Regions from separate parts of the Mus musculus genome. Here regions 1, 2, 3, 4, 5 and 7 are each linked to region 6. Evidence: chromatin loops called from intact Hi-C (ENCODE). Cell type or tissue: heart. All regions are shown on one strand. Links, peaks and the distances in the headings refer to the core of each region. The heading gives the core; the rest is flanking DNA. Region 1 has its middle 2.6 kb from the start of Stam2. Region 2 overlaps Cacnb4 (calcium channel, voltage-dependent, beta 4 subunit). Region 3 overlaps Cacnb4 (calcium channel, voltage-dependent, beta 4 subunit). Region 4 holds the start of Prpf40a (pre-mRNA processing factor 40A). Region 5 overlaps Nmi (N-myc (and STAT) interactor). Region 6 holds the start of Arl5a (ADP-ribosylation factor-like 5A). Region 7 holds the start of Rif1 (replication timing regulatory factor 1).

Region 1 (4,382 bases), core at 161-4,160, 320 kb after region 6:
TGTCGTTTCCTTCGCCCCAGGTTGTGACAGCAGCTCTTCTCGAACCCGAGTACTTCCTGGGTACCAGGTCAGGTCTTGCTACTCGGACCCCGCGCCCGCATCGCGTCTGGTTGCTATGGAAACAGCTGTCGCCTTATGAGAGGCGCTGAGAATTGCCGCCTGGGTTGTAGATGCTCATGGGATCCCGCGGTTAACCAAGCCGAAATAGTCACCCTGGAAAGCGGCTGTGGAGAGACTCTTTGCTTCTCATTTCTCCTGCATGAAAACAGAGCTTGGACCATGGAATATAAAGACGAGTGAAGGGACTGGAGAGGTGGCTCAGCAATTAAGAGCGCTTGCTGCTGAGGTTTTCGTACCTTCGCGGAGGCAGGGGTTACAGCAGTCTGTAATGCCTAGTTCCTGGGAACCCGACACCCTCTTCTGGCTTCCGTAGGCATCTACACTCACCGTCCTATACCCACATGCAGACACGTAAAATTAAAAATCTAATGCCTGGCGTTGTGGCCCACGCCATTAATCCCAGCACGTGGTAGGCAGAGGTAGGCGGATCGCTGAGTCATGTTCAAAGATGAGTGAAGTGCACTCAAGCATTATAGTGCAAAAACATTTATAATGACTTAGTTATGTATAAGAGTCATAAATCCGGGTTCCCACCAGATCCAGCCAGGCATTTAAATAAGTATAAGTGTGCAAACACTCTTCCTGCAATACGTTGCCCTGTACGTCTTCACCCTGCTTCGTATCTGTTCATATCATTTATCACTCTCTATAGTACAGATAATTGTAGTATCCTTATTCATTAGACTATAAATTCCATGAGTTTTGTTCACAGTGTGAACGCAGGATCTAAAAAACAGTATCTGGTAAGAAAGTGCACGGTAAGTACTTTTAGAATGTGGCCATGGCTTTTGAATGGAAAAGCACACATCTAAAGCTGGCACCTTGAGCCGACGAAATCACTTGGCTGTAAAAGCCCTTCTAGCCCAAGCCTGAAGAGTGATGTTCAGCACCCAGAAGCCAAGGCAGAAGGAACCAACTCCAGAAAGGTGTCTTCTCCCCGCCACACACACACCCTTCGGCAGTATCCCGAGCACGGACCCTCCAACTCACACATATCATAAACACACATAATTTAAAAGATCTTTATAACCAGGCATGGTGGTACAGGCGGGTGGATCTATATAGTTATCCACCTATATAGATTACAGGTCAGACAGGGCTGTATAGTGAGACCCGGTCTCAAGTAATTAAGTATTTTTAAACTAAAGCTGGCAGCTCTAGTCAGTTTCAGCCATTTATTGAAGCACGAGCCCTTCCTTCTAGGACTTGAAGTTTTTCAACAATTTTTTTTTAATTTTGAGAATCATTTCAGTGTTTATTTATTTATGGACTCTTCTTTCAGTTTTGAGATAGGATCTTCTGTACCCTACATATCGACATATTAAAGAAGCAGACGTTATTTTCCAACCTCTAGTGTAAGGAGATGATAATAGATTCTTCCTGTGTGAAATCATCTGAATTGAATACATTATCTACTATAAAGTTAGGTTTACAAGTGAGATGGAAACATTTGCAGGTTAATGGACTAGTTTTTTTTTTTTTTAAGCATCTTAATCTAGAGTGTTCAGAATATGTCTGGACACTTTCTAGGATTAATCCCCAGTGTTAGAATGGAAATAAGTTACCTAGAAATTTGGCAGAACCTGTTAATTTTTTTCCCTCTACTTTTTTTTTTTTAACTTTATTTAATGTATTGTTGCTCTGCTGCATATACATCCTCCTGCCAGAAGAGGGCATCAGATCCCCCTATAGATGGTTGTGAGCCACCATGTGGTTGCTGGGAACTGAACTCATGACCTCTGGAAGAGCAGCCAGTGCTCTTACCCACTGAGCCATCCCACCAGCCCAAACCTGTTAATTTTTTAATTCTAGCATATAAGACACATGGCACCCATTTAGGGATATTTTGGAATATAATCTGATATCAATCCACATGTGAATAAGGAGTCCCAAACAGTTAGGTTGCTAGCAAAGACCACATGAGATAACTTAAAAGTACTTGTATTAAAAGCAAAGAATTGAGGGATAGCCTTTGAAAATATCATTTTAGAGGATCCTTGCTCCTGCTGTTTTATGGTGAGCATGCTCAAGTATCTTTATTTACCTGCTAGCATACATACCTAGTCAGTCAGTGAGTTCACTTAATTAAGAACAGTTTCGGTAGTGATCAGGAGCAAACCCTGTGTTAGCCACAAGAGGATAGTTGAGTTTTGTTACTTCACGTATAGAAGGAATTGAGCACTTAAAAGATATGTCTGAAATAACCTGCAAATTCAGATGTGCAAAGTAATTTGACTTGTTCATTTTTATTTTTTTAAGATTTATTTATTTATTTAATGTATGTGAGTACACTGTCACTGTCTTCTGACACACCAGAAGAGGGCATCAGATCCCATTACAGATGGTAGTGAACCACCATGTGGTTGCTGGGAATTGAACTCTAGAATAGCAGTCAGTGCTGTTAACCGCTGAGCCATCTCTCCAGCCCCCTTGTTCATTTTTCTTAATGCAGTATCTTTCGTACTTATCTCCATGGTGACAGGAAATACAATCAATTTCAGATAAATCCTGTTTCAGTGTTTTTCTCTGTTACTTGGGTTTACAATCAGCAAGTTCGATACCTTTACCTTAGGCCACGTACTCATGTATGCACCAAGATCCATCTTCAGGTATGTTCTCACTCTCCCGGCACATGCTTTTTGAGTTACCCTTATTATTCCACAATAGGGACAGTGTTTTCCAGACACACCATGACAAAGTTGAGTCTACTTGTTGGTGAAGAAACACCAAAGGCAGTGTGCTAAATCTTGAAAGAGGTAGAAGCATATTGCCGTTGTCTTCTAGCTAGGTGAAATAGGTCGGTCACTTGCATTCACAACATCAAGGAAATCTGTCAGCTCAAAGACCTAAATAAAGCTTATCCATCCAGAGAGCTCCTTCTGCATTCTGCAGTCTCATTCCTCCCACATCAGGAACTGAGCTAAATGAGTTTCATCTTATTAAATGTAAGTACCCACATAGAATTAGTGACTGGTATAGTAACTTGGCAGACACACACAGGAGGAGCTGCAGTGGGCAACTGAGCTTCCTGGAGACTGCACACCGTATTCTATGCTGCGGTGGGTGAATCCTGGAAAGGCATGGCCCTGGGAGCTTAGTCAGAGGATTGCTGTTGATATGCCTTTTCATATTTGTCAGTGCTGTATTCATTATTTTTCTGATAAGATGTGATGGGACAAAGGAAGTCCCTTTCTGCCTATAGTCTGTTATAATTGATTCCTGGGCATTAGCCCACCCTATTGGGCAAACTTCCTGCAGATTAACATGAAGATGATGAACTTTAGTGAAATGATGCTGTTTAGATGAATTAATGGTTTTATAGAATTCCTAATTCGATTGAAATAATTATAAGAAGTTAAGACAGTTAATAGAAAGTTTAAATTTAGTATCAAAAGTAGAGTGTACCTCCCCCTTGTAGAAGAGTAAAGTTTGCATGAGAAGGACTACAGTGAGCTACCATACATTATAAGTGCATATATTACACTAGGAAGAAAAATAGGCTTGGAACAAATTAATGATCAAAGAAAACATACATTCAAGGTCAGGTCCAAGGATAAGGCCAGAGGTGTGCACCATGATAAAGGAAGGCCATGATAAAGGTGGGCAATTCTATTGAAAAAAAAAAAACAAACTATTGCTTTGAATGTAGGCTTAGATCTTTCAAACTCTACCTTTAATAAGGGTTCTTAAATGCTTTAACCCTCCTTCTAGCCCACCACCCACCAGAGGTATTGGAAAGGGAAGGTTAACAGAGCAAAGGAGGATGTGGACTTGTTTAGAAATGGTTCTCTGGAGCAAATCCAATCTGCATTGCCAGGATATCAGCAGTTCAGTTCACTTGAACCAGCAGAAGCAGCTCGATCCACTTACAAACACCATTCATGAATCAGCAACAGCAGGTCGAAACACAAGAAATAGCGAGGCTCCTCCAATTGGCTACAGAGTCTACGGAAATGGAAACAGCAAGAAGTTGCAAGAAGCTGCCTGAACACCACCAGAATTTTTTGATGTGTTTCTCTCTATAAAGTGACAGATGAAAGATGACCAGCAAAGAAGAGTAAGGCATACCAATACCACACAGCATCATCCACTCTTGGTTGGGTTATACTTATACCCTTTCCAAATATCACATTCTCTCAAGCATCTGCTCTAGCAAAACATCACATGTCCTTTTTCCAGGCTGCTCCCAGAAAAACACCAGCAAAGCATCCTCCCACATGTCTGCCTCAATAAAAACAGCCTCTCATAAGACAATTTCCAGA
Region 2 (4,382 bases), core at 233-4,232, 170 kb after region 6:
GTCTTCAGGCAGTCCTGGTCAAGGTGTGGTCCTGCCAAATGTCAGCTCTTCATTGTCTGGGCTTCTGTCTCATCCTGTAAGATGGTCTGAAAGGTTATTAAAGCTGTGTAAAATCTCTTCCCAGCAGACAACTTCCCACTCTGGGCTGGCACCCTTTTTTTTCTCCCAGAATGAGATTCCTGGGGAAATTCCCATCTCTTTGGGGGTCCTCTGTTTATGGAATCCCATAAGATAATACATGGCTCAAATGTGTAGTAGGGTCTTATTAGTGTTGCTATTGTTTTTATATGGTATGAGAGACAGAGATGCACACTCTCATTCTGTAGCCCGGCCTACCCTGAAACTCCCTATTAGTTCAGTCTGGCTTCAAATTCACAGCAGTCTTCCTATCTGAATGTCCTGAGTGTGAATGAATGAATATGAATTCCAGTTCCCTTCTAGGTGGTGTTGGCGATGACGCGGGACGCAGATGGAAGTAATTTTGATTCCCTCCAGTGAGGAGAAGTTACGACTAATGTTAGCAGTGTTCCCACTTGAGAGAGCTTAGTCTTTGCATTTCGTGGATTAACACAAAGTCTCTGTATGGATTAATAACACAAAGGAAAGCTTCAATAGTGTTGTTCCAAATTTTCAAAATGTGTGCTGTCAGGCTAGTGAGATGGCACAGGGAGTAAAGGCACTTGCTGCAGGGACCAAAATAGTGGAAGGAGAAAAGAGACACCTGCAAGCTGCTTTCTGACCTTCACCCGCATGTTGTGGCATGCATGTACCCTACCCCCATACACACTGTAAATCAAATAAATAAATAAATAAATAAATAGGTAGATAGATAGACAAACAAACAAATAAATAAATAAAATGTAATAAACCATTCTTCGAGCAAGAGCCATGGCTTATCAGTTAAGAACACTTGTTCCTTGTGCAGAGGACCCAAGTTTGGTCCCCACTATCTGTTGGGCACCTTACACCCACTTTATCTCCAGCTAGAGCGAATCTGCTGCCCTCTTCTGCCCTCCATGTGTATGTGCACACAGAGACCCACGCAAAGGTACACATAGTTAAACAATACATTATTTTTTTTCAAATTCCTTCTATTGCCGAGGCAAAGCATTGCCTTCTACCTGATCACAAACCATTTCTGCAAGGCTCTAGAAAGCACAGCGTTTGGTCTGTGGCTGACCTCTTCCTCCTTGAGTTGAAAGCATTGCTCTGCACCATTCTTTTGATTTTCCAGAGTCTCCCAAAGCTCTGTGCAGCCGTTCTCGCAGCCTTTTCAGCCCTGCCTTTCAATCAGCTCCCAATTCACCCTGTGTACTTCAACCTCCTGCCCAAAAGCTAAGAGATGAGTTCCCATGAATGCTCCAAGGTTTTCCCGTGGTCCCCCACCACCTCCCTGCCTACCTTTGTCTGTGTTACATATCGTTGTTTTAAAGAACGTTCTCTTCACTGTCTGCCTTAGATGCACTGAGTTAAAAAAAAAAAGTCATCTGTCACTGTATTGATGGGATTTAGAGCTAGAGAATCCTCTGCAAGTTCACAGAAGAGAAAGTGCCTGGAGCTGGGAAAGAGGGAAGCCTTACTTGACTGATTTGCTCAATGTGATTCTCTTCTGTGGGCACTTGAAGCAGAGCCCGCACACTGGATAACTCAGTGCTAAACGAGTGAGTTTCCTCTATCCAGGGCAGCATGAAGCTTCTCCTCCCCTCTCCTGTCTTCTGAAAAAGCCAACAGCACGTGTCCCTCCATCACCCTCTGCTACCAAGAGGCGCAGGACCCTCTCGCCTCCCTGCCCAGGTGCTCCTTGCTGTCTCACACAATTTACAAGGTCCACTGTGCCTCTGCTGAGCATATATTTGCTGCGCTCCTGCCAGTGCTGGGAGTAAGGGCCTAATTATAGCACTGGTGCAATTCATAAGTGCATTTAAATAGGAAGCAAGCTGCCTTTCCTACCCCTACTCTCCTTCCCTCCTCCCTCACTCCTTCCCTTCCCCCCACCCCCACCTCCACCAAAGCCCCTGTGGTCAATTCTGTCCTCCCCTCCTGCCTACAGCAGCTCCTGTAGTTGGTGTGGGAAGAAGCTGACGTATGAAATGACAGTTCCCATTGCCTTTTGTAAAATTAAAAAGAAAAAGAAAAAAAAAACCCACAAGCAAACAGTCAGCTAAGGCAAAGGGTGGAAAGGAGATAGTCCACTGTGGTAGCTGCTCAGGGTGACACTTTCCAACAGGAAGTCATAAATGATCGAGCTTTTGCTCCATTGTCTTCAAGGTAGAGGGAGAATTGCCCTGTCCCTTGCTTCTGCCACATTTAAGAAACACTGGGTGGCGACATCTAGCGGTTCCTGTTTAAATTGCTCTTGTAGTACAGTGCCATGAAGAAACAAAAGCAGCAGCTTTCAGAAAGCTGGAGTTAATTAACAGTAGTACAAGTGCAACCAGTTCACCCTGGGTTTCTGCTGTGCTCATCCTGGCCCGCTCTGCCCTGTGGCCGACAGAGATAACAACCATGAGTGAATGGGTCATTAGAGGCCACAGCAGAGTGCTCAGGACACTGCCTACCCTCAGGAGTTACTCCACCCATCCTTGCTGTATTACAAACATCATAGTTACGGCACTTGGTGAAACTGCACTCATTCCTACTCTACTGACACAGCCAGGAAGACATGCACCATGTGTCTTATGGTCTTGCATGCCCATGACGCAGGCCGCACGCACATCATCAGGGATCTGAGGACCTCCCAACTTTCAATATTACCCAAGCCTATCAGTGGCCTAAGTCCCTGGAATTTTGGTTGAATGGGACATGCTCTCCTCAATTCACAACAGTCCCATGGGCCCCGTCATCTTGCTTTAAACTGTTCCCATGTATGTTGACTATCGACCATGGAAGACACTGTTGAGACCCTAAAGAATGCATGTAAGGACCAGAGATCAGTCTTGGTGTGGTGTCTAGGAGCTGGACAACTTGGTTTTTGAAACAGAGTCTCTTATTTAGCCCAGAGCTCTTCACACTAGGCTGACTGGCCAAGGAGCCTCAGGGTTCTGTCTGCCTCTACCTCCCTCACACAGGGGTTACAGCGACATGCCACCACGCCTGGCTTTTCCATTTTGGGTCTGAAGATCTAACTCAGGTCCTGATGAATTAATAGCAAGTACTTCACTGACTAAAACAGCCCTCCAAACCCATTCTGTGACCCTTCTTGATCCTGTCATCTGGACAGCAAGATGACAAGTGGCTGCCTCAAAGCATTGTTAGAAATGAGTCTATAAGCACGTTGTGCCTGTCACATTACCCAAGTTCCATGTCTGAACTTCTACTGACATCATTCATCTTTCTCCTGACAACTCTAACACCTAGTCTTTTAAGCAATTTTTTATTTTTGGTTTATGGGCACTGTTTTGTGTCTGTGTTAAGCACCATCAGATCCCCTGCAACTGGAGTTAGAGTTGTAAGCTGCCATGTGGGTGCTGGGAGTTGAACCTGAGACCTCTGGAAGAGCAGCCAGTGCTCTTAACTTCTCCAGCCCTCACAGTGTCTTTTTAAAGAGTGTTTTCAATTGTGGTAGAATACACACACCAGAAATATTGCTACTTTGACAATTTTTTAAATGTGCCGTTCGGTGGTATTAACGACATGCTTTTTTTTTTTTTTTTTTTTTTTTTGTGCAACTTTCATTGCCATCCACCTCCAAAATCTTCTCATTGTACAAACTGAGTCTGTACACATCTAACACCAACTCCCCATTCCCTCCTCCCCGAGACAGCTGTGATCCCACTTTACTTTCTGTCTCTGCATTTAATACCTCGTATGTACCGAATCCCACAAGACTGAGTCTTCTGTGTCTAGGTTATTTCTCCCGTTTTGTTCTCTAAGTTGCAAACATCTTGCTGGCAGACATGCAGTTTACCTACCACTCCATCCTCCATCCTTCCCCAGGCTCTCACTAGCCGGTGTGGAGCTCTGCCTAAGTGTGGGGTCTGCATCCTAAGGGTGAGGAGGGGTGGCATGGCTGCACCTGGGAGCTTGTTAAAAACACAAAACCCTGACCCCCGCTGTGAAAGTTCCAAACAAGTCTGCATTTTAACAAGATCCCCGGGGGAATCTTCAAACACTGTGAAGGGCAAAGTGGCTTGGCATGAGACAAGGAAGGCAATGTACTGTGGCTCCTTTGTTAGGTTCAGCTACTTCATCTCTAAGTACTGTAAGTATTTGTTGATGGAAAGATTCACGAGGGAGTTGAATGTCCCTATGAATATCACCATCCTGCACTTCCCTGAGTCGAGAAAGGACACCTCTTAAAAATTAGCTCAAAGCGGGTGGAAAATAGGCCAGAGAAAACTGTCACATCCCAAAGTAGCCTAGCAGATGTGACAACTACATAT
Region 3 (4,382 bases), core at 148-4,147, 150 kb after region 6:
TTAGATTCGTTATTTTTTAAAAAGTGCTTTTCTCTTCCATTTCCCCCATTCCCCCCCCGCCCTGGGGGGGTATGAAACAATAAACGCACATTCGCTCCTTGCTTTATTAGTTTTTCTTTCAAGGATGAAGAATGCAACATTAAAGCAATTATAGACTTGAGGGACTTAGTAAAATGATGTCACGAAAACAAATACAACAGACACTGGCCAGAACTCTTGCCAGGGTGAGTTCCTCCGACGAGGTCCCCGGAAGGCCCTGACTTCTCAGTACAAAGTTCCTGGTCTCTCCAGAAATAACATAGCTGCTTCCCAGACCATAATAACATGATTCTCGGGTTATTCAAATGCAAGCCAGCTCCCAAGGAAGCCATATGCTGCCCACAGGTCAAGTTAGAAATGCAATGCTTCCTATCATTTCTTACGTTACTCAAGGGGACTCATTCTGTTGTCCTAGGAGACACTGACACCCTCAAGCACTTAGCCAGTGTGAACTGAACATGGAACACCCTTTGAGTGACTTTCACTTCTCCAAAGACTAGGTCAAGCTGTGTCACTAAAGAGGCCTTGAAAAGATTCTACAGCCTAGATGGTTTTCTAAGCCATGCACACAGCAAAACCTCAGTTCTATGAACTGTCAAAATGACACCTTCGTCAGCTTCCAAATTCAGTCATCACCACCTGGCGCCCACTGGCAGGGCTGTGTGAGTGGATCTCACAAGGTTCTCAACTCTGGTACACTCTTCCGGAAGTGTGAGAAGTCAGGACAAGGATGCCTCTCGAATAAGGTCAGGCTCTGAAACATAGTTTTGGTACATACCTATATCCAGAAGCACTCTTAGAGACAAAATAATTTGTGGATCCTATTTAGGTTTGACTCAGAAAACCCATGTGTGTGCTTGGAGACAATAATTGGAGCTTTGGGTCCAGGAGAGATGGCGCAGGAGAGGGAAATTTAGTCAAATCAGAGTTTGTAGGAAGAAGGGGGCACGGTACAAATGGACCAACATTTAGGTGAAAAGTACGCAGGCCAAGAAGACAGATTACGAGAGATACTAAAGAGTGAGTTATACACAAAGGGACATTCTCCCTCTCTCTCTCTCTCTCCCTCTCTCTCTCTCTCTCTCTCCAAACACACACACATGCACGCACGCACGCTCGCGCGCACACACACACACAAGTCAGAAGCTAGGAACCATTTTTATAGCCTCGATGAGTTGATAAAATCTAAAGGAACACATCCGAACACAAACATGCTAGTAAGCCAGCCATCCTAACGGTACAGGTTATATTTCTACCTGTTATCTGGAAAAGGGTCCCTGCTCCACAAGAGACCTCATGGGATCTTCACACAGACTAGCAGATAGGACATTCAAGCATGGGCCCTCCGCGCTTGCAAATCTTTATGACTTTTGTGCCCCAGCGAGTGAAAACAGAAAGCAGACTTAGACTTGAAGCCCACATGCTGATCACACATGGGATTAGAAAAGTTTGCAGAAACTGGCTGAAATGTTTTCCAAAGTTTATACTCAACAAAACACATTCTAAAGTACTGCTGGCCCTCCAAGTTGGCAAGCATGCTTGCTGAGAGGTTGGCAAGCATTAAGTGCCAAGGTAGCTGCCAAACCGACTCTCCCCTCAGACACACACCAGGAGTGTTCTTCAGTCCGTTGTGTAATGAAAACTCTTTCAGGCTCTCAGGCGCCAAGGTCACTGTGAGGTCAGATGAGAAAACATCCCTGGTGAGCTATTTGAATATAAGATCTGTAACTGGTAGCTGTTCAGAAACATGGCTAACACAAGAGAAGGATAATACACTAGGCTTGATAAGTGTTAACCCCCTCCAAGAAGGCCTTGAATTTGTACACGAACTGATGCGCGCGCCAATAGCATTACTAAGGCTACATCCTGGAAGAACCTGGCATTGGAGCTGTGTACACCACCCACCCAGGAATGTTCATGAGCGCTATTGTGCTTCCTGGGATGAAGAAAACGTGTCCTTGGACTGGTTTTCAATAAATATTATTTATTTCATAAATATTTATTGAAATATTTATGTCCCCAAGTAGGTTTATAGCTACCAAGTTATTGGAGAGGTGACCTGGCGAAGAAGGTCGAAGTCTACAAGAGGAGCCTGTACTTACACAATCAGAGCAAGTTGTTATTAAGGAGACTGTCTTCGTTTTGTTGTTGAATGTGTGTGTGTGTGTGTGTGTGTGTGTACATGTGTGTGTGTGCATGTGCGTGCATATGTGTGTATATGTGTGTATGTATGTGCATGTATGTGTCTGCATGTTTGCATATGTGTGTATATGTGTGTATGTATGTGTGTGTATGTGTGCATGCATGTGTGTGCATATGTGTGTATATGTATGCATGTGTGTGGTTTTGGGTGGAATTTATGTGTGTGTGTCCACATGGGGAGGGGCACAGCTGCTCATGAGTTCCCATATGAAGGCTAGAGGTCAACACTGCATCTTTGTCTGTCACTTTCCATCTTATTTTCTTATTGTTATTAGAATGACATTTATTTTTTAATGTTTTTAATTGAGATAGAATTGTATCACCTCCCCAACTTTTTCCTCTCTTTTCTAACTCCCAAGTGCCTTCCCGTGAACCCTTCTCATACCCTGACACTTTCAAGTTAATAGCCTTTTTCTTTGATCATATTTGTTTCACACATACACACATATAAATAATAGAATATATATGTATATGTAGTTATCACTTGCTGATCCCATTTTTTGTTGTTTGTGTATCTATGGTTTCATTTTGCATTGGATAACCAATAAGAGGGCTCATCCCTGAGAGAGGCTGATTCTCTCCCCAGCAGCCAACAGCCGGTAGTTCCTTTGTCTAGGGGTAGACTCTGCAAATATCCCCCCTTCCACATTAATATGCCTACTGTTCTTTCTATCTTATTTCTTGATACAGGCTCTCTCACTGATTTTGGAGCTCATAATTTTGGCAGTACTAGTTTTTCCAGGGAGCCCCAAGGATCTGCTTGTAGATGTGCCCCCACCCCCCAGTGCCACCATAGCCCACTTCTACATAAATGCTGGGGATCCAAACTCAGGCCATCACACTTGTATACCACGAGTACCTTACCCACTGAGCCATCTCCCAGCCCTTGTGGTTACCTTTCTCTAAATCCATTGACTTCAGCAGCTTACCTGGGTTCAGGGAATGCACTGCAGTAACTGATACTAGCATGGAATTTAAAACTCCATCTGCTTACATCCACCCCACAGCCTGAATAACACAATCACAGCCTCCATTTCCTCTTCTCATCTATTGAATTCGGCTCAAAAGTAGCAAATCTGAACTTAGCTTCTCTCCCATGTGTTCATTTGGCTGGGAGTGTCGAGACCTTCATGCGCTGCCCAGACAGCCAAGGATTAATGGAGGAAGAACTGGACAAGCATTGTGTCTTGGAGGTTCAGAACTGAGGACCCAGAAGCCCCGAGTATTAATGCTGGGTCAGCCCACGACTTGCCAAGTGACCTTACATAATCCTCCTGGCTTTCTCTCTTTTATTTTTTTCCATCTGTAAACTGAAGAATGTTAGTAACTCAAAACTAAATAGCCCAGTGTCCACACTCTCTGCACAAGTTTCCCCCTCCTTTCTGTCCTTGGAGCTGAGCAAACTTGACATTCCTTTCCAACAATAAAGAATGTTTTTCTCATTTCTTTTATTTTCTCTCTTTTGAATAACAGTTTCCAAGACTGGAAAACTCCAAGGTTTGGAAGAGATGGAGTCGCAGGAAACACCGGCAGAGACAGGGAAGGAGAAAGAAGAACCCCAGTTCCCCCACTGACATCTGGTACTTGTTAGTAGTCTTGAAAAAAACAAAACAAAACATGAAACTAGTGTCTAGAAATGATTTGTACCAATGACTGAATAAACAGACATCATGGGGTTTGAAAGCCAAGAGCTTCTTAATTTCCGTTTGTCTGTGTCTTGATTAATGTTCCTATTGCTGCAGTGAAACACCATGACCAAAAGCAACTTGAGAAGGAAACAGTTTATTCAGCTTACACTTTCACATTACTGTTCATCACTGAAGGAAGGCAGGACAGGAACTCAAACAGGACAGGAACCTGGAGGCGGAAGCTGATGTAGTACCCATGGAGGGATGCTACTTACTGGCTTGCTCTGCACGGCTTGCTCAGTCTGCTCTCTTATAGAACCCAGGACCACCAGTCCAGAGATGGCCCCATTCACATTGGGCCATGTTAGGAGCGGGTGTGGCGGCAGTCCCAAAGGCGCCAGGGACTGTAGCTAAGTCGTATGACTTGCACCTGACTTCCTCATATAAGCCACAAACATCTTGAGAGCTGCGCAGGTGCACCAGGATACCGGTGAATCCAGTTTGATGGAGATA
Region 4 (4,382 bases), core at 164-4,163, 770 kb after region 6:
AGAATGCTAAACATTTAAACAGTCAGGTGCACAGAACATATTAGACTAAAAAAAAAATTAATAATAGTAGAAAACCATGAAGCAAAAGTCAAAATATCTGAAGTGTGTAAGTATAAAGTAAACTAATTAGGAATATGGTCACTGGCACAGCTAAAGAGAAGGGGCCACAAAACAAACTGTGACCAGTGTATGCCAATTACTTAAAAAAATAAAGTAAAATCTGCACTGTACTAAAAATGAGTAGCTGGCATCTCAGGACTGCTAGTGCAACAGCACCGGGACAGCAAGGGTAAGCAGGCCAACCCCTTGCAAACTTACCTTGCCTGGCCCAATGGACACAGAAGGCCCCAGAAAAGAGAGAAGCGTCTGGCAGTAGCAAATTGTTTTATTTTATCTTTCTGTGGAAAGAAACTAATTTTAAATAAGAACCAGAGCATTAGAGAATAAATATTTTTTAAAGCTCATTATCTAGTTAGAGCAGCTCTACCAAGAAAACAAGAAGGGTTTTGTGCTGCTTAGAGATGGAAAGATACAGAAAAAGAATCAAGAGTTGTCTCTGCATATCCTAGGGAGTTTTAAAGTATTATTATTCGAGAGTAACAGAGCAAAAGAATCTTTTCTATAAGGAACTCCTGCAGGCAGAATCTTTTCAGTTTGGTGCCTTTGAATACAATTTTCTTATCCAAAATTAAGGGCTATATTCCAAATATAAAAGAAAACCACTTAACACTGAGCCATTCTACTCTTTAAAATAAAAAAAGCAAACAAACAAAAAAACACAAGTTCCTGTTTCCCCCTGTAATTTCACCAGTAACTTTAGCCTTCATTGCTCAAACCATCGTCAAACTCAATAGTACTCATTAGCAAAAGAAAATATACAACTGGCTTTCTAAAATATTCTGCTAATCAAAAATTTCATGACTTATCAAGATATTCAACTGGAATAACCCAGCCCACCTAAGAATCAGTGTATTATATAGAACCTAGCATAGGACAGAACTGTTGATGCACCTCAAGCTCTTGTCTTTCTTGACCACTTCTCTAGAAATTCTACCCGTGTTCCTGAGTCATCTTAAAACCTTTTAATCCAATCACTCCTACGAAAAAACGTCCATTTACGATTTGTGCTAGAGATTCAAGGGGCAACGCACAAGTAGGAGTATAGAAGCAATTATCATTCAAAAATTAAGTAGAAAATGAGCTACCTATTTGGCACTGTCCAGGAAAGAATTAGTAATAGAGCAGAAAATCCCTCCGCACCCCAAACAAGAGGAAGATACTCCAAGAATAAAATTCATTCTACATGAAAACCCCAAGTAACTACTATTTTTCTGATGCTAGGCTTTACACATTCACCACGATTATCTTCTGATATATATTTACTCCTAGACCATTAATAATTATAATGCCTGAAATAAAGTCACTAAGTTAAATAGATTAGATGTATACTCTCACTTTAAATTATTTGCTTGGTTTTCCAGATAGGGTTTCTCTGTCTTGGAACTCAGTCTATAGATCCAGGCTGGCCTTGAACTCAGAGATCTAACTGCCACTGCCTCCCAAGTGCTGGGATCAAAGGCGTGCGCCACCACAGCCGGCTTATTTTTTTTAAAGCTTAATTTTGTTGAGGAAGTCAGTTAATTTTTTCTCATACAGTCTTACTACATTCAAAATTTGGTTACAGACATGAGCAATGTAATGTTTTGTCTTGTTTGAAGACATTACGTGGATATAAACTAACCTTTAAAGGGCTGCAAGTACACCACTGACTTACATCTTAAATACATCTCGACACACTCAAACAAAACTAAGCAAGCCAAAGGGAAAGCGTCTTCTTACTTGTCCCATTGGAGGCCCTCCCATAGGGGGCATCATCTGTGGCATCATTCCATGAGGTACAGGAGGCATGTTTGCTCTCTGACCCATAGGGTGCATGCCCATTGGTGCATAATGCATGCCAGGATGCCCCATCTGAAAAATAATAAAAAGGGAGAGTGAGAGACAGTTAAATGCTTCTTTAAAATGTCATTTCAAAAACAACAACTAAAACCCATCAATTAAGGCACAATATTAAATCACTGTGATTAAATTACAGTATTAGCATATACTGAAGTTAATCTTAATTACACTACAGTGATTATTAGATGGGGCCTGAAAATTTACAAAATAATGGAAAAGTTAAACCCATTAGCGGATTACAACCCCTCTCCAATGACTTAACAAACTGTTAAATGACTGGTCAGACTTGGTGACTATGTATTGAATTCCAACTTAAAAAATTATTACGATGAACACAACTTCCGTCACCTTTATACACATAACCAGCTTATACTACTTAAAATTACATTCATATGGACAAGACCTAAAACAGAGTGCGGGTACCCAAGAGTACTTCACAAATGTTTTAATAGAGTTAAACTGTCCCAGACACTAACAAATTCATGCCGTTTTAGGGAGCTTAAAATATAATACTTCCATTGTTCCTGGCTTGAAACTAAGTATCCGCAGCCAATTCTCCCAACCGAATCCCCCAAGCCCTGCAAATCACCACCACTCCCGGAGAAATAAGACCGCAGCAGCCGCTCCTTAAGTCCCACAGACTTAAGTGTCCCTACTGTAAGTCAAGCCTGGGGCTCTCAGATGCACAGTCCGCCCGGGGCCCAGCACCTTCCTTCTTCCTAAGGCATCTATCTACCTAGGCCAAGACCACTGGCAAGTCCAAGGTCCCACCTATTTCTTTGTGTGTTCCCGCCCTCCATCTCTCCCCCTTGGGACGTAGCCCACCATCTGCAGCTCTCTTCCTGATATGCTCTTCTCCGTTTGGAGAGAGCTTCCTGTTTCTCTGACTCGGTTTTTCATTGTGCCGCTTTCCCCTACCCCGCCGATCCCTTACCGAGGGCCGTCTCCTCAGGAAGCCGTCAGCAGAGACCCAAGAACTGGAGCACAGGTTTGAGCCGGACAATCTCCGCTCCCCGTCCCCGGGACCCCGCGAGGGAGGTTGGCTCTCCATTTCACTCACCATGAGGCCTCCACGCTCGGCTCCAGTCCCCGGCCTCATCGTCGGGCTCAGACTGCTCCGTCGGCGGCCACTGCCGCTGCACATACCAACAAGAAGCGATCTGAGTGGCTGGCGCCCGCCGGGGCCAAAGGGTAAAGGCTGCCCTGAGCTGCGGGGCGGGATCAGCGGGGCCAATAAACTGACAGGCTTCCCTACTGTCCAATCAGAGCGCGAGACCGACAGGCAGCTCTGCGGCGATTCGCCCCCTGCCTCGCTCGGCGTCGCCTGCATGGAGGGGGGGGGAGGGGGGACGGAGGAAGTTTCTGCGTCGAGTGCTCTGCCGGGGAAACTCTACCAACTTCCCCCAGGAAAGGGGACACGGCGGGGACCCAGATTCCCGGGTTCGGGCCACCGCACCCCGTCGGGGGGTGGGGCAGTGGCGTCCAGCCCCTCGCCCTAGTTACGTTCGCCCCACAAACCTGAGGCCACCAGGGGTGGGGTGGGGGTGGGGCGGGGGAAGCGGCACCCGGCGTTAGCGGCCTAGTGCGCGCGCGCGCGGTTGCCCTGGGGAGGGGGTCGTGCCTTTGGGGGTGGGGGGGAGAAACTCGAGAGCTGCGCGCGCGCCCGGCATAGTGAAGGGCGGAGGCGCGAACTGTATCTGGCGGGGAGCGGTAAAGACAGAGATCTCTCGCCCGAGGGAGGAAGCGACTGGCGGTTAGGAAGGCGCGGAACTGCGGTCATGGGGCTCGAGAGGTGCGTGCCCACAGGACCCGAAAGGGTGGAATAAATGAGAGTGTTGTCGCGGCGGGCCATGGGCGCGCGCTCCCACGGCGCCTCCGGAAGCGGAGTCCCCGGGTAACCCGCTCTTGCACTCCCCTACGGTTCTGCGCGCGGTGGTTGGGTCCGCCGACGGCCGTCTCTGATTGGCTGTAGCCGGGGCGGGGCGTGGCGGTGGTGGACAGCCGACCTTCGCGGGACTCTCAGTCTTTCCCGCCATGTCGTTCGTGGAGAGTTGGAGGTTTGCGGGCGCGCGGAGGCGCCGTCAGGTTACCCCAGGCCCTGCGACTCGGCCCGGGTATTCCGACTACACTCAGGGGGACAGCTGGGGTGAGGGCGAAGGCGACGAAGACGAGGGATGCGACCAAGTGGCCCGCGACTTGCGGGCAGAGTTCTCAGCCAGGGCGTCGTCGGAGACCAAGAGGGCCCCGCTACTCCCCCGGGTCGGGGACGGGTCTCCGGTCCTGCCGGATAAGCGCAACGGCATCTTCCCGGCCACTGCGGCCAAGCGAACCCAGGCTCGGCGGTGGCCCATCCAAGCCCTTTCCATTCTCTGTTCGCTGCTGTTCGCCGTCCTCCTTGCTTTCCTTCTCGCCATCGCCTACAT
Region 5 (4,382 bases), core at 264-4,263, 450 kb before region 6:
TCTAATATCTCTCCAGACACTGTCATCTCCAGTGCTTCAAGTAGCCAAGAGAACTCAGCATTAACTTTTTATATGCGTATACGTCATCTTTTAATTCTCTAATCTTTGTTTCCTCATCCATGGCCTCACATACTCTCATTCTAATATCACTTGTTTCTAGACCGTATGTATACAAGCCTTTCTCCTATAAAATAAACAAATCTATCTTTTGCTTGTTTTTTTTTTTTATAGATTCCTTCTTTTCCTATCCATGCCTTTTCTTCTGGAGAGCACTTTACCTCTCTATCCTTGATGTCCCCAAGTTCACCCTGGCTAATTAATAAAACAGCCATTGGACCGGAGGGAAATGTATCTCCTCGTGATTCCAAATTCAAGGCCAAGTCTGGCAATGAACTATTTATACAAAGGCCCATGTAGGCTTTTATGGACTCTGTGGTTAAAACATTGTCCTGATCCTTTCCCATGGCCCTAAAGGCTAAGCAGAAGGCCTGCTCCTCATCCTTCAGAGCCTCATGACGGCTTCCATCCCTCATTCCTGAGAACCACATCTGTTTCATTTATTATGACATCATTAGCTCTGAGTAATGGGGAACGTTCATTCCTCAGAAAGAGAGTTTGAAAGTCAAATAGAAGGGACAGTAGATCAGTTTCAAGCCAACAGCAGTCATCAGCACATGTGGAGATTGTAAGGATCAATGGCCTAGAGATGCTCCAGAGGCAGAAGCTGTGTCACCCCTTGCCTTACACAGCCATGTCAGACCCGGACTGTGTGTGTGTGTGTGTGAGTACATATATATATACATATACACACAAAAACATATATACATATATGTGTATATATACATACATGTACATATATGAATATGTGTATATATGTATATGTGTATTATGTTAACATATATACATATATTATGAAAGTAGAGGGGAGAGTATTTGGAGAAGAGGGACTCAACAAGAGGGACACAGGAGGCCAGCCAAAGCAGCGAGAGAGCAGTAGCACACATGTGAAAATGCCATAGAGCAAACCCTTTCTTTGTATGTGAACTGAAAACTAATTCAAAATAAATTTTAAACAAGAGTAATTTCACAGTGCAGGAAACCCAGCATAAGGGATCAAAATTAGATCCTCAAAATAAATAATAGGCTAAATGGCCCCTGATAGGCTGGACTAAGCTGACGAGACGCCGTGACCAAGTATGCACAGTCTGAACAAAATCAGGAAGAGGTCGCAGACAAACTTAGAGTCAGACGCTGTCTAGGCTATAATTTGTCTGTTTTGATTTTTTTATTTAAGTGAATTTTTTTTCAAGAAAGATGGGAAAATTTCCAGGTTAAAGGAAACTACAGAAACACAATTATTGTAATCTATGAAGCTCATATTGGGACAAATGGTAAAATGATTAGATGTTAGTGAATATCACAAATTAATTTCTTGATTTTTTTCAGACTGTGATATACTCAAACAGGAACTTCCACCCAACACCCTTTTAGTAAGAACTATACACTGAAGTATTGCTGGATCAAGCTCATTAGCTTGAAAATCTACTCTCAAATAATCCAGAGAGAAATATCATTTTATATGACATGCAACTTTTCTATAAATGTAAGATAATTTTAGATGCATTCTTTAAAATTACATAAACATATGCATGCATCTAAGATCTAACAGTCTAACCACAACTGAACCCTCAGCCTTAATTAAGCAGATCCTTAACTCACAAAGATCTGTTCAAGGGTCCTTCGCTGCCTCAACCTCCACCAAATGAAATCCTTTGGTTCTTCAAGGATCATAGCAAACCTCCAGAAAGTTCCTAAAGCTTTTTCTGACCTTCCCAGAGGACATTAGTTCTTCTTTATTGCTTACAAGGCACTTTGATTACATGTGTCATTTTCTTTGAATAATCAACAAATTTCTAAAGACTGGGATTACAGGCAGGCACGCCTGCTCACATTTATGACAGGAACCTATGCAACCAAGAACTGTGCACGTTACACTGTGCATTTTATATTGGATATTTTTTCTTCCCAGGAAAATATATTCATGTTCATATAGATATTAATTCCTCTTATTACATTTCTTAAGAAAGAAATTATAACATTTATAATTGTTTTTAAATATTGTTATTAAAACACCAATATTCTTCTTTTAAACATTTTTTAGATTCATTTTGTTTTTTTTTAAGATTCATTTATTTATTTTGATATATTTTTATATATGAGTACACTGTCACTGTCTTCAGACTCACCAGAAGAGGGCATCGGATCCCATTACAGATGGTTATGAGCCGCCATGTGGTTGCTGGGAACTGAACTCAGGACCTCTGGAAGAGCAGTCAGTGCTCTTACCTCTGTGCCATCTCTCCAGCCCAAAACACCAATATTCTTAAAATCTCTTGCTGTAAGTGGTCTATTACATAGCGCCCCCAGAATGTGTTCATCATATTTCTCATCTAAATATTTTCCCTTTCACACTGTGTGGAATATGTGGTAATTCTTCCCTTTCAAGCAATCTTATAGTAAGCAGAAAAATGACACCTTCAAAGACATCCATGTTCTAGTCCCAAGAACTTGTGAAAACATTAGATTACACTGCAGAGAAGATTTAAGGCTGCAAACTGAATTCAGGATGCTGATTGTAAAATACAGAGGTGGAACCTGGAGAGATGGCTCCAGGGTAAAGAGCTTGCTGGGTAAGCACTGGTACTTCCCATCCTGGGCAAGGTTCGAAGGTGTCCTGAAAGTCACTCTCAGTCTAGCCAAAGTCCAGGTCCATTGAGAGAGCCTGACTCAGAAATTAAGGTGGAGCAAAAGAGAAGACAATATCCAGCCTTCCACCTCTGGCCTCCACAGGTGCATGCTCAGGTATGTACACATATGCACGTGCTAGCCTGCGCGAGTGCACACACACACACACACACACACACACAATATGCAGATCATCCTGCATTGTGTGTGAAAACTTAACATGATCCAGAAGGCCCTCTAGAGTAAGAAGGGGATAACACCAGAGTTAGACTGAACACAGAAACATGATCAGAGAAGCAATGCTGGTCCTAACTTTGGAAATGGAGACGGAATGAGTTCATCCCGAGAGAGCTCCCAGAACAGAAGACAGCTCTGCTAGCCCTTTTACTTTATCCAGGGAGAGCCGCAGATGCCTACAACTGACACACAGACACACACAGACACACACGGGCACACACGGATACACACAGGCACACACAGGCACACACGGGCACACACAATCTAATTTTAAAATAGTACTAAAAGTAAGTATTTTTAAATTGAAAAGTGTGTACATGCACACACATGTATGCATAAGCCACCAAGGCCATGTAATTTATTATGGCAGTAAACTTAAAAAAAAATCATCTCATTTTCCTAGGGATACTTATATCGGGGGGGGGGTGCGGGGGGCGGGTACACAGAGTTCCTGGCAGCATAAAGAAGGAAGAAAATGGGCTGGAGAGATGACTCGGCGGTTAAGAGCACTGACTGCTCTTCCAGAGGTCCTGAGTTCAATTCCCAGCAACCACATGGTGGTTCACAACCACCTGTAATGGGATCCGATACCCTCTTCTGGTGTGTCTGAAGAGAGCTACAGAGTACTCATATACATTAAATTAAAAGAAAGGAAGGAAGGAAGAAATTATAATGTATCCATGTTGTATAGACCAGAAACAAGTCAAAAGATGGATACAATGTTAACAATTAAAAGATCCTAATTGAATTTCTTTTACAATCAGGGCACACTTGATTGAATAAATCGAGTAAGTGGTCTGTCTGAGTGTAGTGGCACAGGTCTGTAACAGGAGGATCAAGAGTTCAAAGCCAGCACAATGTAAATAGAAAGCAGTTGCCTCAAATGTTTTCACTGCTATGCAGAAGTTTGCTTTATAGGCAGAGAAGAAAGCTGAAAATGCAGAAACTGAACTGATTGGTTCACAGTTAAGTTCTCTGCAAGTCAGGGCCGGGGAGACCGGAACAGAATAACTGATTGGTGAATGTTCAAGAGCTTTTTGTGGGGAGTAAAGGAGAGGTGATTTCATTCTCTGGCCCAGTGGAACCTGCTGCTTTCCCTCTCTCCTGGCTGGACAGGACACAGGAAGTTTCCTTCGGGGCACACAAGGTAGCTCGGGTGCCTTTGGAGCAGGAGTCCTCTTAACCCAAACCAGTGCCCGCTAGAACTTACATTGAATATTCTCCTTTCAACATCTCCTTCCAAAAACAACAACAACAACAACAACAACAACAACAACAACAACAACAACAACAACTTACATATTCTGAAAAAGTGAGGCAGGACTACAGAACTCAGCACCTGCCAAAGAAATACAAATAATAGTCTTCCTGAGAAATCCATTTTTCTAAGAACCTTCTGG
Region 6 (4,382 bases), core at 122-4,121:
GATCACAGGGGACCCCACCACCACATCCCGTTATCTCTTGAATGGGTGTGGTGAAAGGGAGGCAGGCCCTCTACCAACTAAGCTACAGCCCCAGCTACAATACTTTTTAATGGTGTCAATAAATGGCAGTATCTAGAATAAAGTTTGAGCGCTCCGGAATCTGTGCCCCACCTAAACATAGCTCTGGTTTTCTGGGCCCAGCAAGCAGTTCACCAGCTCAGCTTTAATTGAGCAGCTGCTTTTTGAGAAGCCAGAGCTGCTAAGTCTCTGCGTTCATCGATATAGCAAACTCTGCAATTACCCAAAGCCTCTCTCCGCAGCTCTCCATGAAAAGAGTATAGAAACGTGTGCTGATCCTTCTGTAAAACAAAGCATCGAAGACACACCTAACTTATGTGCCCCCTTCTCCACAGGTCCAAGACTAGCAACAAGTGTTTGTGACAGTGAATTCCGTGAGGCTACTGAGCTGGGAAGAGACCATTTAACGATTTTTTTTCTTCACGATCTCACTCTATTGACTGGTAATTTCCTAGGAACTGGACTCTATTAATCCTCTTGTTAATTTTCAAACTCTGAGTAAACGTTCAGGCAAATGCTACTACAAAATGCAGAGCACAAGATCTGTGCTGCTACCAATGCATTCCTGCTATCATGTGCAACTAGGTGAGTTTCTTTTAAAGTTCTAATTCATTTTTTAAGTTACAGCAACGGTTTGGTCACTGACTCAAAGAAGAAAGTGAGACCAGTACCAGAGACACTTTAAAGCAAAAGGTCTTTCTAAACCAAAGCAGAACTGAAACACTAGTCTCACTAAATTCAAGACTGTAGAGGACAGAACTAGAATAAGAACACTTATTACCCACACAAATATCACCAGTTCTACAACAATGTAACCTTTAGTACTTCAAACCTAGAGATTAAATATTCAAAAACTGTAGACCCCACAAATCCCTCCTGTGCTAGGTGAGAGTATCTAAACCCACAGAATTATGAAGCCACTAGAAACCACTACCCCGTCACACGTTCTCTGCTGACCAGACAGAGCTAATGGAAATATCCTCTTTATTGCCTTCCACTTCATTTAGTACCGTTATCTTAGGTATCATTTTTAAAAAAATTATTATTAAAAAAAGCAGAACCCACTAGGGATTACAAGTCCCATAAAACCAGCTCTATCCCAGAGGAGGAGCAAGCCCGGCAACTGCTCCTTCTAAATAGTAGGCGCCACCGTTCATTAAGTTTTAACTGGAAAAAGTGGGGGTGCGACAACGCTACCAGCTTATACAAGAGAAAAACTGTACGTGCTTGACAGATGGAATGAACTGCAAGTAGAGCTTTTTTTAAAAAAAAGCACTATATTTCATTTCAGTAACTATGTAGTTCTGTTAGGACCATATTCTCTCCAGTATCACACACCCATTTTGTAATTTTTTTTTTTAATAAATCCCCTATGCCTTTCCGTGGCAAATGTCTGCATTTAGGCGAACTTAACACAGTAACCTGCTAGTTACCTAATGCTAATGAAGCCTGCCTCCCGAGGCAGGCTTTTAAAAGCTTTCAGCGAAACACTTTAACAAGGGCCAAAAACAAAACAAAACAAAACAAAACCCAAAACCTTCTAATAACCTAAGAAAGAAAACGACCTTAGGCTTGACCTTTACCACTGAGACAAACGGCGCAAAGGAGAGACACTCCATCACTATTCCGCAGCGAGGGTCTCCCCGCCCATCCCCCCCACCCCCACCCCCACCCCCACCCCCCAAAGCGAACCAGACGGATCCAGCACTAGTTCCAGTTTTCCGCATTCTGCAAGCCGTGGGCTCGGTGGCGCCGCTAGGGTCAGGGCCCTCGGTCCTCACTCTAGAACCCCAGCTGTTGCCCGTGCGGCCCAAACACAATTGCGGGCAGGCGACGGGGATGGAAGCAGGCCAGGCAGCGCGCTGGGCCCTCGGCGTGGGGCAGGGCACCTTTTGCGCTCGCGATCAAATCGGAGAAATGGGTGTATGGCGGGAGGAACCTCTCCCCAGCTCCCCGGAGACAAAGGCGACCCTCCTGCCCGACAAGGGCCGGGACCTCCCCGCCCGGCCCAGCCTCACCCTGGTGATTGAACAGCCTCCAGATCCGGGTAAAGAGAATTCCCATCCTCGGGCAGCGGAGCCCTCCAGCCTCCCGGGCTCAGGCTGCGGGGCAGAAGGACGCGCCGGGGCCTCCGCCTCTGCTCCCGCGCCGGCCGCGCGCCCGCTTCCAGGGACCCGCGGGGAGGCCGCAGCCCAGGCCGCCCAGCCACGCGCGAGGCCCCGCCGCTACCGCCGCGGCGCTCGCCTGGCTCGCGGACATCGCCGCCGCGTTGTCTGCTCGAACCTCGCGGGCCACCGTCCTCCCCCAGCTCCTCTCCGGCGGTGGCTCGGGCAGGGGCGGGGCGGAGCGAGGGGACTGCGCAGGCGCCGTGCCCGGAGGCGGAGCGAGGGAGCTGGAGGCGGGGCAAGGGGGCTGGAGGCGGGGCGAGGGGCTGGGAGGCCTCTGCGGCGCGGAGGGTCAGTGGAAGGAAGGCTGCGGCGCTTTAGGCGCGCCAATGTCGGGGATTTGAGGTTGTTTCTAAGTCACAATGCAAATATGTAACCATACTCAACTCCAAAAGTGCCAGGTTTGGACCCCGACGATGGTAAGCTTTAAGTCTCTTTAGAGCCTATTTTCCCTGACAAGCAGCAGAAATCATTGGCCTATTTTTTTTTTTTTTTTTTTTTTTTTTGTCGCTGCGGTTTTTCGTACTTCTACCTTTGCTTCTCAGCGCTCTTCCCTCTCCAATCTCCCTCTGCTCTCAGGCCACTCTTGGCTAGAACACTTTTCCTTAAGTATCTCCCCGGTTTAAAAATCTTAAGGCACAAAAGCCGTCTGAGCTGAGTCCAAAAAGACTGTAGACAAGAAACTCACTGGTCTTCACGATATGATCGTCTTTTTCTCTCATTCAGGAGTCACCATCATGTTAAATAGATGGCCAAATGCTGTCTGTGCTCTTCATTCTGCTGCTTGCCTAAAGTTTAAACAGTTGTGCCTCCTGGTATGCGAGTGTCCAGCTCTGCGCCCCTGCGCACCCCCACCCCCACTCCCCGCAGGATAAGTGGCTGAAAAGTAAAATATAAGTAATCGCTGGCGAACTTGATCCGAACGAAGAGTTCTTGCCTGTGTTTTGTTTTTGTTTACTTTAGTTCCCTTTAGCTAAACAGGTAGACTCTAGATCTCCATATTCCTGATGTAGGAACAGGGTCGATTCCTGAGGTTAACTGACGACTGTGATAGTTTTGACTCAAAGAGAAACTGGGGTTGTCTACTTCTTCCACACACATAAACAAACAAAAAGAGTAGAATCAGCATCATCTCTTTCTATCCTCTTTAAGTTTGTAAAAGGGAGGGAAAAAAAAAAGGCAGAGACGGAAAAATGTGGGAGACTTGTGAAAGGCCCTTTCGAGCTGTTCCCGACCTTATCCTCAACAGCCACATGAAATGAAGCACTATACTCTGCCTGACTCCTAACCATATACTACCGTATAGCTCAATGTATGGGAAAGAGTTCTTCATCTTCTTTGGGGGCTTGCGTTCAAATGCCAGTCTTAGAGGAGGCATACATAAAGGAGAATTAGATCTGGATATACTTAATAGCCAGTGGGCTGTTTAGAAGATCAATGTTCGCATAACCAACTTACATGAGCTCTTTAGTGATTCCATTCCCATCCAGTTTAGGCAGGGCTTTAGCGGCTCTGAGTCATTTTACAAATTCCCACATGTCTTTGGCAACTTATTAATGTATGCCAGACCTACATTTACCCATGAAGTTAGAGATCTGTGTTTTAGAACTCTATTAAGGAAATGGTCTCTTAGGCTATTTTCCAAGTGTCCCTCACAGAAGGGGGGATGGAGTTGACTAGTAGAATCTTGGCTGACTTTAGTAGACAAAATACAAAATTGTTAACTATAGATGTAACTGGGAATCTTTAATGAGGGATATCAAACATTTTGTTCTTCCTTCTGAGACCTTCTAAATATTTTATCCATTTTTAAAGTCATGAGCAAAATGCCATGAAAGACCTCAGCTTCAAGGCAGGAGAGAGTAAAACATGTGCTTTACCATTCTACAGTTAACAAGCAGAATACTGGATACAACACAAGAAACAACTGTTTCCAGATACTGGGAAACAGCCTGTGGAACTAAAGAGAAACAGTGAGCTTTGCCATTGCTCTGTATTTGCCCTCCTTAGCAAAAACAATTCCCAGGCAACTCCAGAGGGAGTGGATAGCCAAATAAGAGGGGGACAGTCTCTTACCATGAAGACACAGCTGTGTGCTTCCGGAGTCAGGGAGGCTAGAATTAGGGAAGCAGTCTTTAC
Region 7 (4,000 bases), core at 1-4,000, 350 kb before region 6:
GGGATTACAGATTTGTGTTGATTAAATTTTCTAGAAATTTTGCAGGTAGTCTGTGTGGGTAAGGGAATTTGTTTTGATTCTAATCTTTCACCCTTTTCTATGAGATAGAAAACACCAAAGAGCAGAGAACTCATTAGCCTAGTAAAATTGCATGTGGAGCTCAACGATTTTACAAAAGCAACACTTGTTGCTCCCAGTACCTTGGACCAACCAGCAGAAACTTAAGTCATTTTAGGAGATCTAGAGCTGGGTGTGGTGGTGCACACCTTTAATCCCCAGACGCGGGAGGTTGGAGGATCTCTGTGTTTGAGCACCCGGGGTCAGGAGAATTTAAATCTCAATGGAAGGAATGTGGGTGGTGGTGGGGTAAAGGACGGAAAGATTCCACGGATTTCCCCACTCCCACTGAATGAAGCTGAAGGCTTGTCAATATTTGCTTTGACTTTTGTGACGGGCCTGCTTTGTAAGTCAGTGAGAGCTGGAACCGGAGCTGTCTTCTACCTCAGCCTTCTGAGTGCCGGGAAACAGGTGTGTACTACCGGGCTTAACTGACCCATAATTCTTGAAAAGGGGGATTTAAAATATGGGCTTCTCACAGGGAAAAGTTAGGTGCTGGTGGGTTGTTGAGAACAAGCGGCAGACTGGAGGTTGGAACCTAGGGCTTCAGTGTGCCAGGCAAATTCGCTAGTAGAGCCTGGCTCTGGGTGGCCCTATTATTCTTTGTTGTTATTTTTACTTTTTTTTTTTTTTTTTTTTTTTAAAGACAGGGTTTCATTATGTAGCTCTGATTGTCCTGGAACTCTTTTATCTGTCTGCCTAGCCAGTTTAAGTGTTGGGAGTAAAGGCGTGGGCCACTAGGTCCTGCTTCCCTGACCTTCTGTGCTTAAAGTTGAAACAATCTTGCGGGTTGTGGAGAGTGCTGAGAGGCACGTGAAACGATTTCAATGATTACCACGTTGTTTAAGGGTTTACTGTCGTTTCTGCCGCACCTGTGTATCCCAGGGCCACCGTCACCCCTCTACACCTGGGGTCCAATGGAAGTAAACCAATTCTAGGCAGTTGCCTCTGAGGAATCTCAAGGCTGAAGGGCGGTATTTTGAAATCTGCAAATCAATACCGCCCATTTCCAGGCCTTTGTTATGCACGCCATGGGTCTCCTTTAGCAACACTCCCCCCCTCCCCCCCGCTAAGAAATGTGCTGCCACTAGTCCCCACTCTCAGAAGCTGAGATGAAGTCAATTTCCTAAGGTCACAGACCAAAGCTTGAATGCGTGGCTTTTGAGGCACCTCCGACTTACTCATTGGGCTGGGGCTTAGAGGCAGAGAGCTAGGTTTAGCAAGTGGACCTCTAGAAAACAAAAACCCAACAACAGCAGCAGCAGCAAACAACAACAAAACAAGCCCAACAGCCTGCCATTCACTCTCAATCAAATGGTTTTGTGGGCTCCTTTGGGAAGCACTGGAGTTTTGCAAACTTGGTCGGCTGAGCAAGTAGCTGGAGTCAGGTGGAGTGGGGCACTAATTTACATCACCCATCTCTAGCCCCGGGCTGGAGGCGATACACACCCCCCGAGGTGCTCCGGGGGCGGGGGCGGGGGCGGGGGCGGGCAGCAGGCCATCGAGCAGCCCGGCGCGCCACCGCCCGTTGGATTGGCTCGAGCCTCTCCCGCCAGGCCTGCCCGGCTCCCGCGCGCCGCTGGGCCCGCCCCCCGCCGCCATCTTGGTCGTGGAGGAGCGGGCTGCACGCGTGAGTAAATAAGCGCGAGCCGGGAGCGGACGGCGGGCCCCGGGGCGGCGAGCTGCGGAGCGGACTTCCCGCGTGGGGGGTGAGGAGCGGGAGGCTCGGCTCGGCCCGGCCGGCGCCGCCTCTGCCCCCTCGCGGCCGTGCTGCCTGGGAAGCGGCGGCGGGAGCCGGGCAGGCGGGAGGCCGGCCTGCGAGCGCGCGGCCCGGCGTGCAGGTGAGGGCGCCGCGCGGGCCGTGCCACCGGTTACTGGGTGTCTTCCGGCCTCGCTGCAGGGTGGCGGCCGACATGACGGCCCCAGGTCGCAGCCCCCTGGAGCCGCTTCTGGAGACTTGGGAAGACCCCTCGGTGCCTCCGGGAGAGCAGACGGACGCCTACCTAACTCTGACCAGGTGAGGCGGGCCGGGGGGACGAGCCCGGGGCGGGAGCCGGGGCAGCCGTGGGGACCCGGCGGACGCGGGTAGTTCGGGGTGCACCGGGCCATTGCCTGCCGAGTGACGTTGCGGGGCGCAGCGGCGGCGTCCGAGGGCTTCTTCGGGGACGAGCGGTTCTGTATTTTTTTGTCTGGCCCGCAGACGGGAAAGCCTTTAAAGAAAAGTTTGGAGTCGAGAGGCGTTTGGAGAGCAGGGCTTTGCCCTGCGAACCTCGGACGCCGTGGGAAAGTTGGCGATCCGGAGTTAGTGGGTTTAGTTAGGGTCTTTGGCTCAGGCTCGCTCCAGTGCTCATCCCCCGACCCCGGCCTCGAACTTGTGGTTCTGCCGGAGTGGTTGAGATTACAGGTGCGCGAGTCAGCAAACCGGCCCCAGAATTGGCTTAAAAAAAAAAAAAAAAAAAGCAGAGCCAGGAACCCCGTTTTGACTTATTTGAAAGGCTTTAGAAAAATTTCTGAATTTTGTTAAACTTTCGTATTTTCTGAGTTAGAAAACATGATTAGGGAAAGGGATTCCCACTTTCTTTTCTCATGTAAAAATTACAAAAAAAGAAAAGAAAAAATACGTTTTCGAGGCCAAAAAGCTTTGAGGCAAGTTACCGCTTATATGTGGTCTAACTTAAAACATTTTTTCTCTATACCTTTAAACTTTTTAAAGAAAGAGGTTAATTCCAAGGGCTTGAAAGTCGTCTTTAAAAACTTAAAACAAAAAGCCAGTTACGAGTTAGAGTGCCTGCGGCTCCAGGTGTTGGATGGCTCTGGAACTGGAGTTACAGGTGGTTGTGAGCCACGATAGGGGTGCTGGGATTGAACACCAGTCTTCTGCCAGAGCCTCTCTGTGTTCTTACCCTGGATCATCTCTCCAGCCCTGAAAGTAATCCTTAAAGTGATGGCAATAACTTTTTGTTTGTTTGTTTATGCTTTCGACTAAGCTTATGTTCTATTTCCTTTAAAGTCGTATGACTGGAGAAGAAGGAAAAGAAGTCATTGCAGAAATCGAGAAAAACCTTTCTCGGCTGTACACGGTTTTAAAGGTCTGTGTTCCTTTCTTAATGACTTCGCACTGCCTCAGTCTGAACCCACTAGACTGAGCCCTTTGAAATCTTTTCTTAGCCTTCCAAATCTGGGATTCCAGGAGCAACTCTGACTAGCTTTCTGATAAAATGGTTTTTCACTGTGGATGGAGCATCATTATCCAGTGCATTGTTAATGCCCTGAATACAAAATATCATCAGTTATATTGATGAGATTATTATCTCAAGTGATTATATATGGTTCATCAGGTGCTCTCAGTTACCTTATGTGTCCTCTCACTTCAGTTCATGTATGTACCACTAAGCTACATCCATAGACCAAGTCTGCTCTTTAAAGCCCCACTTTGCAGGTTAGGAAATCGGTTCATTTGCCTAAAGTCTAAAGTGTCTAGGGTTGTCAGTTCAAAGCTTATGTCTTATTAAAACAATAAGATCTGTGTTTTGGAAGGTCTGAGTAATTTGTCCTAAAATGGCAACTATCTTAGTCTTCCCTTTCGATAGACAGTATTCATATTCATGCTTTTTTGTTTGTTTGTTTGTTTGGGGCAGAGGGATTTTTTCCAGTTTGGGAACCAGGTAGCTTAGCTAGGTGACAATCCTGTCTCTGCCTTCCAATTGGGATTATAGGCTGGCACTGACATACCCCACAGTACGTGTTATTTATTTTTATTTACATTAATTTTTGCTAATTTTGCTTTTTGGAACACTTTAAAAAATTAGTTAACTTGTTTTCCTTGTTTAATTGTAATAGTTAATATCGGACTGAGTGTATTCTTAGCCTCATCTGGCCACTT

What was found. A loop is a pair of places that touch in the nucleus more often than their neighbours do. Peaks named below come from ENCODE experiments on the same cell type or tissue, not always from the same donor. Only the 100,000 strongest peaks of a DNase experiment are listed, where the experiment ranks them.
Region 1: a loop joins it to region 6, with 5 times the contacts of the local background. A loop is called at or near these places in 4 of 42 quality-filtered maps.
Region 2: a loop joins it to region 6, with 4 times the contacts of the local background. A loop is called at or near these places in 20 of 42 quality-filtered maps.
Region 3: it touches region 6 in a loop (3.0-fold over the local background); 14 of 42 quality-filtered maps call a loop at or near these places.
Region 4: it touches region 6 in a loop (2.6-fold over the local background); 5 of 42 quality-filtered maps call a loop at or near these places.
Region 5: it touches region 6 in a loop (4-fold over the local background); 2 of 42 quality-filtered maps call a loop at or near these places.
Region 7: it touches region 6 in a loop (5-fold over the local background); 3 of 42 quality-filtered maps call a loop at or near these places.

What each region holds. Positions count from the first base shown.
Region 1 is chr2:52,742,536-52,746,917 of GRCm38, forward strand. No RefSeq gene overlaps it. Among named protein-coding and RNA genes, the nearest start is that of Stam2, 2.6 kb to the left of the region's middle. In heart, for the core only: CTCF peaks have their summits at 421 (motif pointing left) and 1,781 (motif pointing right); no DNase peak of the experiment used is centred there; H3K4me3 peaks cover 654 bases; H3K27ac peaks cover 251 bases.
Region 2 is chr2:52,588,762-52,593,143 of GRCm38, forward strand. The region is part of intron 2 of Cacnb4 (calcium channel, voltage-dependent, beta 4 subunit); the gene reads right to left. Among named protein-coding and RNA genes, the nearest start is that of Cacnb4, 86 kb to the right of the region's middle. In heart, for the core only: CTCF peaks have their summits at 990 (motif pointing left), 1,191 and 2,344; a DNase peak (open chromatin) is centred at 2,510; H3K27ac peaks cover 1,737 bases.
Region 3 is chr2:52,577,406-52,581,787 of GRCm38, forward strand. All of the region lies in intron 2 of Cacnb4 (calcium channel, voltage-dependent, beta 4 subunit), which reads right to left. Among named protein-coding and RNA genes, the nearest start is that of Cacnb4, 97 kb to the right of the region's middle. In heart, for the core only: no CTCF peak of the experiment used is centred there; DNase peaks (open chromatin) are centred at 1,676 and 3,436; H3K27ac peaks cover 277 bases.
Region 4 is chr2:53,188,130-53,192,511 of GRCm38, forward strand. Prpf40a (pre-mRNA processing factor 40A) reads right to left here and starts at 3,125. Exons shown (of 26, transcript NM_018785.3): 1 at 2,894-3,125; 2 at 1,840-1,971. The coding sequence starts at 3,103. It overlaps Arl6ip6 (ADP-ribosylation factor-like 6 interacting protein 6), which reads left to right and starts at 3,955. Exons shown (of 4, transcript NM_022989.4): 1 at 3,955-4,382. The coding sequence starts at 3,994. In heart, for the core only: a CTCF peak has its summit at 1,866; DNase peaks (open chromatin) are centred at 3,182 and 3,912; H3K4me3 peaks cover 2,639 bases; H3K27ac peaks cover 2,018 bases.
Region 5 is chr2:51,968,307-51,972,688 of GRCm38, forward strand. It overlaps Nmi (N-myc (and STAT) interactor), which reads right to left. Exons shown (of 9, transcript NM_001141949.1): 2 at 4,282-4,321. Among named protein-coding and RNA genes, the nearest start is that of Nmi, 2.7 kb to the right of the region's middle. In heart, for the core only: a CTCF peak has its summit at 2,248 (motif pointing right); a DNase peak (open chromatin) is centred at 4,045; H3K4me3 peaks cover 321 bases; H3K27ac peaks cover 345 bases.
Region 6 is chr2:52,422,494-52,426,875 of GRCm38, forward strand. Arl5a (ADP-ribosylation factor-like 5A) reads right to left here and starts at 2,381. Exons shown (of 6, transcript NM_182994.2): 1 at 2,097-2,381. The coding sequence starts at 2,142. A430018G15Rik (RIKEN cDNA A430018G15 gene) reads left to right here and starts at 2,519. Exons shown (of 3, transcript NR_165461.1): 1 at 2,519-2,662. In heart, for the core only: no CTCF peak of the experiment used is centred there; a DNase peak (open chromatin) is centred at 2,448; H3K4me3 peaks cover 3,324 bases; H3K27ac peaks cover 3,353 bases.
Region 7 is chr2:52,071,120-52,075,119 of GRCm38, forward strand. It overlaps Rif1 (replication timing regulatory factor 1), which reads left to right and starts at 1,718. Exons shown (of 36, transcript NM_001355415.1): 1 at 1,718-1,747; 2 at 2,018-2,134; 3 at 3,128-3,206. The coding sequence starts at 2,031. In heart, for the core only: a CTCF peak has its summit at 1,858 (motif pointing left); a DNase peak (open chromatin) is centred at 1,712; H3K4me3 peaks cover 2,590 bases; H3K27ac peaks cover 1,663 bases.